Regions from separate parts of the Homo sapiens genome. Here region 2 is linked to region 1. The links are chromatin contacts, found by Hi-C or POLR2A ChIA-PET in ENCODE. All regions are on one chromosome and are shown on one strand. Each heading gives the region's core, a stretch centred on a gene start or an enhancer-like site at or near the end of the contact. The rest is flanking DNA. Distances are from core to core; before and after follow the strand shown.

The links. Hi-C counts contacts between places; a loop is a spot of excess contacts on that map. ChIA-PET counts read pairs that join two places held with the same protein, here RNA polymerase II (POLR2A).
Region 2: a map of astrocyte of the cerebellum shows a loop between it and region 1 (11-fold over the local background). The contact joins two enhancer-like sites. A Hi-C loop is called at or near these places in 4 of 168 maps with a recorded cell type or tissue (astrocyte of the cerebellum, chondrocyte, endothelial cell of hepatic sinusoid and 1 more). POLR2A ChIA-PET finds 5 or more read pairs at or near these places in 3 of 52 experiments (Panc1, activated CD4-positive, alpha-beta T cell and activated naive CD8-positive, alpha-beta T cell).

Annotation. Positions count from the first base shown.
Region 1 is chr19:13,337,727-13,343,298 of GRCh38, reverse strand. All of the region lies in intron 6 of CACNA1A (calcium voltage-gated channel subunit alpha1 A), which reads left to right. Among named protein-coding and RNA genes, the nearest start is that of CACNA1A, 170 kb to the left of the region's middle. Within about 2 kb of position 3,237, at least 2 of the 41 ENCODE cell types and tissues checked have a DNase peak (open chromatin) inside an H3K27ac peak, as active enhancers do.
Region 2 is chr19:13,396,433-13,402,004 of GRCh38, reverse strand. All of the region lies in intron 3 of CACNA1A (calcium voltage-gated channel subunit alpha1 A), which reads left to right. Among named protein-coding and RNA genes, the nearest start is that of CACNA1A, 110 kb to the left of the region's middle. RefSeq lists enhancers at 684-1,184, 1,185-1,685, 2,632-2,776, 2,099-3,298 and a cis regulatory region at 2,699-2,709. Within about 2 kb of position 3,189, at least 7 of the 41 ENCODE cell types and tissues checked have a DNase peak (open chromatin) inside an H3K27ac peak, as active enhancers do.

The sequences.
Region 1 (5,572 bases), core at 1,988-4,487:
AAATACAAAAATTAGCTAGGTGTGGTGGCGGGCACCTGTAATCCCAGCTACTCTGGAGGCTGAGGCAGAGAATCACTTGGACCCAGGAGGTGGAGGTTGCAGTGAGCTGAGATCACACCATTGCACTCCAGCCTGGGCAACAGAGCAAGACCCCATCTCAAAAAAAAAAAGAAAGAAAAAAAAGAAAGAAAGACCAGAAAGAGGTGAAGGAGCAAGCTACAGAGATATCAAACTGTATCAATCTGGCTGGGCGTGGTGGCTCATGCCTGAAATCCCAGCACTTTGGGAGGCTGAAGCAGGAGGATCACTTGAGCCCAGGAGTTCGAGACCAGCCTGGGCAACAGAGACCCCCTCTCTACAAAATATAAAAATTTAATTAAAAAGATGTATTGGTCAGGGCAGCCAAGTTATGCTGCAGTAACAAACATCCCCAAAGCCTCCATGACTTTTGACAACAGATGTATTTCCTGCTCATGCTACATGTCCAGTGCAGGTTGGCAGTGGGGAAGAAGGGGGCTCTGTTCAGTGCAGTCACTTGAGACCTAGCTAATCACCTAGAACATTGCCACTTGCTATTCCAGAAGGAAAAAAGGAATGCTAGAAGGTCCCACACTGAAAGTTCAATGCTCTGGCTCCAAAATGACAGCTATTTCCACTCACTCCTCATTGGCCAGCACTTAGCATGTGGTCCTCAGCCAACCCCAAAGGGACTCAGGAAGGACCATCCCACCATATTGCTGGAAATATTTGATGGCAGCATTAATGGGGAACAGTGTTCCAGGCAGTGGAAGTCTTTGAGCCCTTGGAAGAAAGACAAGGCGATCTCTAGAGCACATCCTTCCCAATATTAATGAATTTAACAAATGAGCAAGCCATCCTCCCCCACTCTCCTTCCCGAATTCAGACTTGTGCATATCCCTCCCTTAACTTGAACTGCCAAAGAAGAGATGAGAACCAGGAGAAGAGATCTGTGACCCCATCTTTGCTGATGAACTACCACAGAACAGCCATGGCATCTCCAGTCCTTGTGCTTGTAAAATGTACTTTTCATTTTGCTCCTGAACGAAATCCACCCACCCCCACCCCCAAACCAGGGAAAGCTCATCTCCTAATCCAAAACTGCACCCAGCCTTCCACCACCTTCTTCCCTGGGAATTGTTGATTCCAGAGTATGGAATTGAATAATTGGATGAGTTTGGAAGAGAAAAAGTGTCTCTAAAATCAGGCAGCAGAAGCCCACTCCCCAGAGAGGATGGTGCAGATGAGAGTTCAGGAGGGAGCTTGGCTTGGGGTTGACGATCTGAGCTATGCAGGGAACTTGGACACACCTCTCAATCAGTCATTCAACAGACACCACTTATTGAGCACCGACTGTGTGCCAGATGTTGTCCTAGGGGGCTGGGAATACAGGAATACAGCAGGGAACAAAAAGGACAAAGCCCCTCCCTCTTGTCGAATGGACATTCCAGCCAGGAAGACGAGAGAACAAGAGAAATAAGTAAAGTATATAGGCGGTGAAATGCAAATGGGAAAAAAGAAACAATGGGGACCAGAAATGAGGGGTGCAATTGTAAAGGGCCATCAGGGGAGGCCTCCCTCAGAAGGTGGCATTTGAGTAAAAAACCTGAAGGAGGTGAGGGGAAACCATGTAGCAATCTCAGGAAAGAGCATTCCAGGCAGGGAGGGACAGCCTGTGCAAGGGCCGAGGTAGGACTGTGCTTGGCGTGGTTGAGAAACTGCAAGGAAGCCAGGTGGCTGGAACCGAATGAGCGAGGGAAAAGGGGAGGAGATAAAAGCAAGGAGATGGGAGGGTTGGAGGCCCCCTCTGCCATTCAGTAACTGAGTAACTTCATTTATTTCCTGTAGCTTGAACCACAAAGAACCACAAATAGAGTAGCTGAAAACAACAGAAATTTATTTATTCTCTCGCAGTTCAGGAGGCCAGGAGTCCACAGACCATCAAGGTCAGCTGGGCCACAGACCATCAAGATGTCAGCTGGGCCATGGTGCCTCCTGAGACTTGGTCTGAAATCCCTTCTTGCCTCCCTCCTAGCTTCTGGTGGTTTGCCAACAGTGCTTGGTGGTCCTTGTCTTGTAGACGTATCACCCTGATCCCGCCTTCATCTCCATTTCACATGGCCTTCTCCCTCTGTGCAAGGTTGTCTCTGTGCCCAGGTTTCTCCTTTTCTTATTATTTACTTATTTGTTTGTTTGTTTCTTTATTTTAGACACAGGGTCTTGCTCTGTCTCCCAGGCTGGAGTGCAGTGGTGCGATCATAGCTCACTACAGCCTCAAACTCCTGGCCTCAAGCAATCCTCCTACCTCAGCCTCCTGAGTAGCTGGGACTGCAGATGTGAGCCACTGTGCTCTGCCCAGATGTCCTCTTTTTATAAGGAAACCCGTCATTTAGGATGAGGTTCCACCCTAATGACCTGATCTTAACTTGATTCCATCTGCAAAGACCCTATTTCCAATTCATAGGTACCAGGGATTAGGACTTCTTCAATGCATCTTTTTGGAGAGACCCACTGCAACCCACAACAGAACTGTGGGCATGTAACTTGACCTCTCGGCCAGGCGTGATGGCTCACACCTGTAATCCCAGCACTTTGGGAGGCCGAGGTGAGTGGATCGCCTGAGGTCGGGAGTTCGAGACCAGCCTGGCCAACATGGTCAAACCCCGCCTCTACTAAAAATAGAAAAATTAGCTGGGCATGGTAGCAAGCACCTGTAATCCCAACTACTTGGGAGGGTGAGGCAGGAGAATTGCTTGAACCCAGGATGTAGAGGTTGCAGTGAGCCAAGATAGTGCCATTGCACTCCAGCCTGGGTGACAGAGTGAGACTCCATCTCAAAAAAAAAAAAAAAAAAAATAGACCTCTCTGTGCCTCAGCTTTCTCACCCGGGAGGATGGGGATAATTATATACCCACTCCTGGGGTTCATGAGAGGATTAAATGAGCTCAAACAGTCCAAGCCTCCACGTGTGTCTGTTGTGGTGCTGGGTAGCATGTCCTGTGGCCAGAGGTTCCCAAGCTTGTCGAGGACCCAGGCAAGGGCAGATTCGGGTCTTGTTGGCAGCACCTGAGATGGACGGGCTGCCTTGGTATGGAAGGGCCTCGGCTGTTTTTCCCTTTCAGTCCTGTCCCTCTCCCCCATCCTCCACCCTGTCCCTGTCATCTGAGCCTGCTCCTCGTGATGGCTCAGAGTCTCCCTACTGGCGGCCGGTGCAGAGTTTCGTTCCCTGGGCTATATTTAGCCCTGAGAAATGGGAACGAGAACCCTCAGCCGCCAAAGTGATGGAGAGAGGAGCACAAAGCCAGTGCTGCCTTCTGTCCAGCAATGTTCCGCTGACTCGGTTCTTTCTTCCAGAACCTTCCAGAAGCAAAGCATTGGCATTTCTGAGCTCGTTAAAACAAGGATGTGGGCTGGTGGCTGGCACATTCATTGTCCCCAGAACCTGTCTGTGTCCATGATTAAAGCTGACTTTGTTAGTTTTATTTTCAGTGCTTTTTTTTTTTTTTAATCCATGGCAAAACACACATGACATAAAATTTACCATCCTAATATTTTTTTTAACTTTGTAACATTTTTTAATTGACAAGTAATTGTACTTATTCATGGGGTACATAGTGACGTTTCAATGCATATAATGCGTAGTGCTCAGATCAGGGTAATTAGCATATCCATCTTCTCAGACCTTTATTGTTTCTTTCTGTTAGGAACATTCAAGCTCCTCCTTCTAGCTATTTGAAACCATTAATATATTGTTGTCATCCTAACCATTTTTAAGGATACAGTTTCGTGAAATTAAGTATAATACATTCACATTGTTGTGCAACTGTCACCACCATCCATCTCCCAAACTTTTCCATCTTCCAAATGTAACTCTGTCCCCACTAAACGCGAACTCCCTGTTCCCCCTCCCCCAGCCCTTGGCACCCACCATGCTACTTTCTGTTTTTATAAATCTGACGACTCTAGGGACCTCCTATAAATGGAATCATACAGGATTTTCCCTTTTATGACTGGTTTATTTCACATAGCATAATGCCCTCAAGGTTCACCCATGTTGCAGCACGTATCAGCATTTTCTTTCTTTTTAAGGTAAAGTTGACTATTAAAAAAAAACTTCTGCCGGGCTCAGTGGCTCACGCCTGTAATTACAGCACTTTGGGAGGCCAAGGCAGGCAGATCAGGAGGTGAGGAGTTCAAGACCAGCCTGACCAACATGGTGAAACCCCATCTCTACTAAAAATACAAAAATTAGCCAGGCATGGTGGCGGGCGCCTGTAATCCCAACTACTCAGGAGGCTGAGGCAAGAGAATTGCTTGAACCCGGGAGGCAGAGGTTGCAGTGAGCTGAGATCATGCCACTGCACTCCAGCCTCGGCAACAGAGTAAGACTCCGTCTCAAAAAAAAACAACTTTTTAAGAATTGAAGTAGAATAAACATACAGAAAAATCCGCGGATTATAAGTGAAGAGCTTGATTAATTGTCACAAACTAAACACATCCATGTAACCAGCACACAAATGAGGAAACAGAAACTTCTCAGCCCCAGAAGCCCCCCTCATATCCTGTTCCTAGTCACTACCTCCCCGCAAGGGTACCCCTACCAGGACTTTGAGCATCATTCACCAGTTTAGCCTGTTTTGTATTTTGCATAAATGAAGTCTGGCTTCTTTTGCTTGACGTTAACTTTTTAAGATCTCATGTGACCTGTGGCATTGTTCATTGCATGTATCCTCTCTCTCCTATTGATAACAGTGTGGATTGTTTGCAATTTGGAGCTATGATGAATACCATTGCTATGAATGTTCTTGTGTGTGCTTTCTGTTGTGTAATTATTCAGAATTACTATTTCGGAATTACTATCTAATTGTAGTGATCTTGGATCAGTAACTATCCAAGAATTACTGGGTGTTGGCAAAGGTACATACAGTTATACACTGCACAATGGCATTTTGGTCAACAACAGATCAAATATGTAACAGTGGTCCCATAATGGACCGAATACATAACAGTGATTATCATACAGTATTTTTACTATAGCTTTTCTGTTTTTAGATTCTTTTTTTTTTGAGACGAAGTCTCGCTCTGTTGCCCAGGCTGGAGTGCAGTGGTGTGATCTCCGCTCACTGCAAGCTCCGCCTTCTGGGTTCACGCCATTCTCCTGCCTCAGCCTCCCAGGTAGCTACAGGCGCCCGTCACCAGGCCCGGCTAATTTTTTTTGTATTTTTAGTAGAGACGGGGTTTCACCATGTTAGCCAGGATGGCCTCGATCTCCTGACCTCATGATCTGCCCGCCTCGGCCTCCCAAAGTGCTGGGATTGCAGGCGTGAGCCACCGCACCCGGCCTGTTTTTAGATATTTTTAGATACACTATAGAGTTACAATTGCCTACAGTATTCCATAGAATAACATGCTGTATGGGTTTGTAGCCTAGGAGCAATAGGCGAGACCATGCAGCCTAGGTGTGTAGTAGGCTATACCATCTAGGTTTGTGTAAGTACACTCCATGATGTTTGCACAACAAAATGACCTAGTGACACATTTTTCAGAATGTATG
Region 2 (5,572 bases), core at 1,940-4,439, 59 kb before region 1:
AGAAATCAACTTCTAAAGTACAACTGGTGGCCGGATGTGGTGGCTTATGCCTGTAATTCTAGCACTTTGGGAGGCTGTGGTGGGAGGGTCGCTTGACCCCAGTAGTTTAACGCCAACCTGGGCAACACAGTGAGACACCATCTCTACTAAAAATAAAAAATAATAAAGTGAAACTGGTGAGGGGTGCAATGAGGTGGAGTGGTGGGTGACTCAAATATGGCTCGACTCCATGCAGTCACTCAGGGATCCAGGCTGTTGGAGGCTCTCCCTGCTTAAACATGTGGCTTCCAAGGTTGTTCTAAGAGCCTACATTGAGACAGCAGCTGGGGAAAAGGGAAAGTGGAGTGGGAGGTACTTATGAGGGTTCCTGGAAGTGGTGAACAACACTTCTGCCTGCATTCTATTGGGTGGAATTTAGTCATGTGGCCCAGGCTAGCTGCATGGGAGGCTGGGAAATGTAGTCTCTGATTAGGCTGCCATTTCCCAGTCCCACTTGTGAATCTTTAGTGGGAAGCTCACCATGTTTGCACCAGGGATTCAGTCTACCTCCCACTCATGCCTCAACTATGTATCAGGCACTGTCGTAAGTACTTTACATATCAGCCTACCTAATGCAAACAACTACTCAGTGGGTGCTTTATTGGTCACATGTATTAGTGAGAACATGGAAACCCAGAGCCGTTAAATATCTTGCCCAAGGTCACACAGCTAGGAAGTGGCAGAGTTGGAATTTGAATCCAGGAAATCTGGCTGCAGAGCCCCACGCTTAGTATAAATTCATTGTAGTTTAGAAAGAGGCAGAAGGACCCTAAAATTGGCATAATCCATTTTTTGGTCCCTAAGGAACTGACTGAATTGACTACTTGTAAAAGTGAGTCCTGGACAGGCAACAGTGGCTCAGGTCTGTAATTCCAGGACTTTGGGAGGCTGAGGCGGGCAGATCACCTGAGGTCAGGATTTCAAGACCAGCCTGGCCAACATGGCAAAACCCTGTCTCTAAAAAAATAGAAAAATTAGCTGGGTGTGGCGGTGGGTGCCTGTAATTCCAGCTACTCAGGAGGCTGAGGCAGGAGAATCGTTTGAACCTGGGAGGTGGAGGTTGCAGTGAGCAAAGATCACGCCACTTTACTCCAACTTGAATGACAGAGCAAGACTCTGCCTCAGGACCGCCATGGCCCCCTGGGTTCTAGGTCAGAGTTTCTCCGCCACAGCACTGATGACTTTGGGGGCTGCATTATTAGCTCCAAAATGGGAGCTATCCTGTGCACTGCCTCAACTTACTTGATGCCAGTAGCGCCCGCGCCCCAGTTGTGAGAACCAAAAATGTCTCCACACATTGCCAAATGTCCCCTGGGAGGTGAAATCACCCCTGGTTGAGAGTCACTGTTCTAGATTGTTAAATATTATCTTACACTCTAGCACAAGTCCAAGGCAAACTGACTTAGAAATTACCAACCTTGCAAAAAATAGAAGATTTCTTAAAGTCAGTGAGCATGATGGTGGCAAGCTGCTGAAATCACACCCCCAGACATTAGCAGATGGGATCTGGACAGTATTCATCTAGTTAAAAATTGACAAGGACTGGGACACTGCAGGCTCTTCAAAAGAGAATCATTTGAATAACAAGGGGTCAAGACAGGGGTAATTGGTGAAAGCCCCTGCTCATAATTTGAAAATATAAATAGGCATCATGAAAATTCATCCTGCAAAAGTCAAAAGTCGAATGTGCAGTGTTATACATGATCAGTTGATTTGGGAGGGGAAATTGCATGCACACACATGAGAGCTTGCACACCCACACACACACACCTGTTCAAGTGTGTGTGCCAGTGCTCAGTGAGGACCATCTCCCCAACCTGTCTGATCATCTTGCTTTGGGGTGACCCTATGGGTGAGGCAGAAATTCTTGGATCATAGTTTTCTAATGAATATTATAATTGTTAACTTCTGATGGGTGCTGACTTTTTCATCTTTGCAACACTGCGTAGGTATTTTTACTCTCCCCATTTTACAGATGAGACAACTGAGGCTCAGAAAGATTGATTAGCTCTACACGAAGCCAGGATCCAGGCTTAGCCTGGCTCCAGGAATCATGTTTTGAGTTACGTAGCTTCCCTGATTCTGAGGGACCTCCCCACTTCTGAAATCTTCTACTGTTACTCCCCATGGCCCTTTCCTATTGACCGGAGGCACCCCAGCTCCTCACTCGTCCCTTATCTTATGAAACATGACCATGATGTCTGAATTCAAAGGAGAGCCTGGGCTTTGTGGGGAAAACGAAGCAGAAAAAGAAAGGTGGAGGTTGGTGGTTGTTTTTGGCATGGTGAGGAGCCTGTCGTTGCTTGAGGAAAGCAAGAAAGGAGATTGCTGGGGCTTGGATCCATCTCTGGGTGCCTGTGGGTCTGTCTGTAAAAATGAGAACTGGTCGTGCTCATTAGAGGATTTGACCGTTAGGCCTTGGGATAGCGATTTGGGAACTTTTTTCTGCTAAGACAAAGAATAATATGGTTCAGGTTCATTTTGCTCCTGCTTTCCCAAGCCCTACATCTCTTCTGGGCTTTTTTTTTTTTCCTTTTCTCTCCTTCTTCTTCTTCTTCTTCTTCTTCTTCTCATTTTTGGATCTGGACTTCTGCTGACTCATCTCTCTGAGCAAGGAAGGAGGGAGGAAGTCAGAATTGCTCATTAACCGTTTTCTTTAGTGACTCAGCTGTGATTCACATTTTAATTAATGGAGGAGAAAAACCTGATCAGTCCTAAGGCATCTGCCCAATCACGCATAACTCCAGGCTGGTGATAATAATAATACTTGAAAAAAGTGGGGTGTCCTGAATTAAACTATGGCTCATTCCCCACATTAGTCTTGAGGACTCCACCAGGCCCTCTAAGTTCCAGGTCTCAATGGGGCTCCCTGAACCAGAGCAGCTAGTCCAAGCCCCGAGCAGCATTTCTGCAGAGTTAGTCTGAGGTCAGGACAAGAAACAGAGGCTCAAGCCCTCCTGGGATCGCAGGAGGATCATGGGAATGTAATATTGTTTCCTGAGCTGGTCTTTGGCTATAATCCCAGGCTCAAGCCTGGCCTCCCTCCCCTCGGGGCCTGAAATTTGTCAGAGCCTATTGCAGGGGCAGCTTCTGTGCTTTTTGTTTGCCCAGAGAATGAGAAAAGTCCAGATAATCATGACCGCTACTTCCTGAGCACTTACTATGCATCAGGTGGTGTGCTCAGCACTTCTCATGAATGATCACGTTGAATCCTCACTCTGTCCACAAAAAGAAAGAGCTTTTATATAATTCTCCAACCTCCCTATGAGGAAACTGAGGCTTGGCAATTGCCCAATGTAGACAATTAGTAAATAATCAGGCAGGATATAAACCCAACCCTTTCCCACCTGGGAGCCAGAGCTTGCATCTACTATACTTCTCTGCTTTCCAGTCAGCTGCAAAGAAAAATTGGAAGCTGATAGCTCATTCAACAAACACTTATTGAACCCTTCCACCTGCTCAGCCCTGTTCTAGACACCAGAGATCCATCAGTGAACCAAAGAGGCAAATCCATGGTCTCATGAAACTGACAATTTACCTGCCCAAGTGTATTAGTTACTGTTTATAAGTTCCTATTAAGTGTATTAGATATGCTTGCAGCTGTAACAAAGAATCCCAACATGCATAAGGGCTCAAAACAATAAAAATTTCGTTCTTGCACAGATAAAGTTCAAAAGGTGTATTCTTTTTTTTTTTTTCTTTTGCGACGGAGTTTTGCTCTTATCCTCCAGGCATGAGTGCAATGGCCCAGTCTCGGCTCACTGCAACCTCCACCTCCTGGGTTCAAGCATTCTCCTGACTCAGCCTCCCCAGTAGCTGGAATTACAGGTGCCCGCCACCACACCTGGCTAATTTTTTGTATTTTTAGTATAGGTGGGGTTTCACCATGTTGGTCAGGCTGGTCTTAAACTCCTGACCTCAGGTGACCCACCTGCCTCGGCCTCCCAAAGTGCTGGGATTACAGCCGTGAGCCACCGTGCCTGGCCAAAAAAAAAATGTATTCTTAAACAGCAGGCACCTCTCCTCTAAGCAGTAAGTCAGGGGCCCAGGCTTGTTCCATATTGTAGCTCCTCATCTTCAACCCATGGCTTCCAAAGTCTCCATGCTTCTTGATATCAAGCCACAGAAGGGAAAAGAGCATGAGAAGGGCACAGGAGAAATGTTTCTGGGACAGACCCAGAAGTAGTCCATATGACTTCCATCTACCTCCCACTGGCTAGAGCTTACATGGCGGCACCCACTTGCAGAGCTGGGAAATGGAGTCTAACTGAGCATCCAGGAAGGAGAGACAGACATGAGTCTTTGCGTGGGTCCTCACTGAGAATCAAGCTCCACATTTTGATCGATGTCACCAGAGCGTACATGGCGGCGCCCACTTGCAGAGCTGGGAAACGGAGTCTAACTGAGCATCCAGGAAGGAGAGACAGACATCAGTCTCTGCGTGGGTCCTCACTGAGAATCAAGCTTCACATTTTGATCTGTGTCACCTCCTTGCAAGCCCTACCTTAGGACAATTTTAAGGGACATTCCTATCTTCTTCCACCCTTAGGACAGTTTTAAGGGACACTCCTGAGTTCTTCCACCCACCTCCTCTGTTTCTTGGGCTTCCAGCTCTCAGGATTTGCCTTTGCCTTACAATGGGGTGAAGCAAGAATCTGGAAGAATGTCTCTCCCCACAATTTGAAGTCTTATTTGAAAAAAAGCAGTAGAGCATCCCTCCCTCTTGAGGTAGGGAAATCTAGAATCAAATCCTGCTTCTCCAGACTTTGACCTCAGAAACTGGGGGGACTTCAAGGTCTTCAGGTGGGCAGCTTTCATGAACCATTCATTCCTCCCACCTCATACCAATCAGGGTCCTAACAGGAAAAAGAATTAACTTCTAGATGGTTCAAAAGAAGACCATGCCATGAAGAGACTCCTTAAAGAGATAGGAACAGGTGAGAGAAATAGATAACGGCTGTTTGAGGTCCTCAGAGAGAAGCCATCGCGAGCCCTACATTTCCTGGAACCCAGTGGAGGCAGAGCTGTGCAGAAGGGACTACTGTCAGAACCAGGGAGGGAGCAGGGAAGCAATATTCCAATCTCTTTCCCTCCCCTCATCTTCTGCCAGCGCTTCCCCTCAGCCAAACCAAACCGGAAACGGAGCAAAGCATTCTGGGAGTTGTAGTCTTCAAGGGTCCGCCTCGAGGGCACAGAGCCCGCTGGAGCATTGACCTAGAGGGCACACAGGGAATGACTAGTTTGCACCATCATGTGACGGACTGCACGCCCTCGATTATGTAATCCACTCTATAATTCAACTGCAGAGCTGCATGGTACAGCAGGATAGCCACTAGCCACACGAGGCTATTTAAATATAAATGTACATTCATTAAAATTTAACCAAATGAAAATTTTAGCCACTGAGCCCCATTTCAAATGCTCATTAGCCACACGTGGCTCTTGGCTACCATATTGGACAGATCAGAATAGAACATTTCCATCATCCCAGAAAGTTCTAGGGGCCGGCGCAGCTGTGGTGTAACCTGAGCCC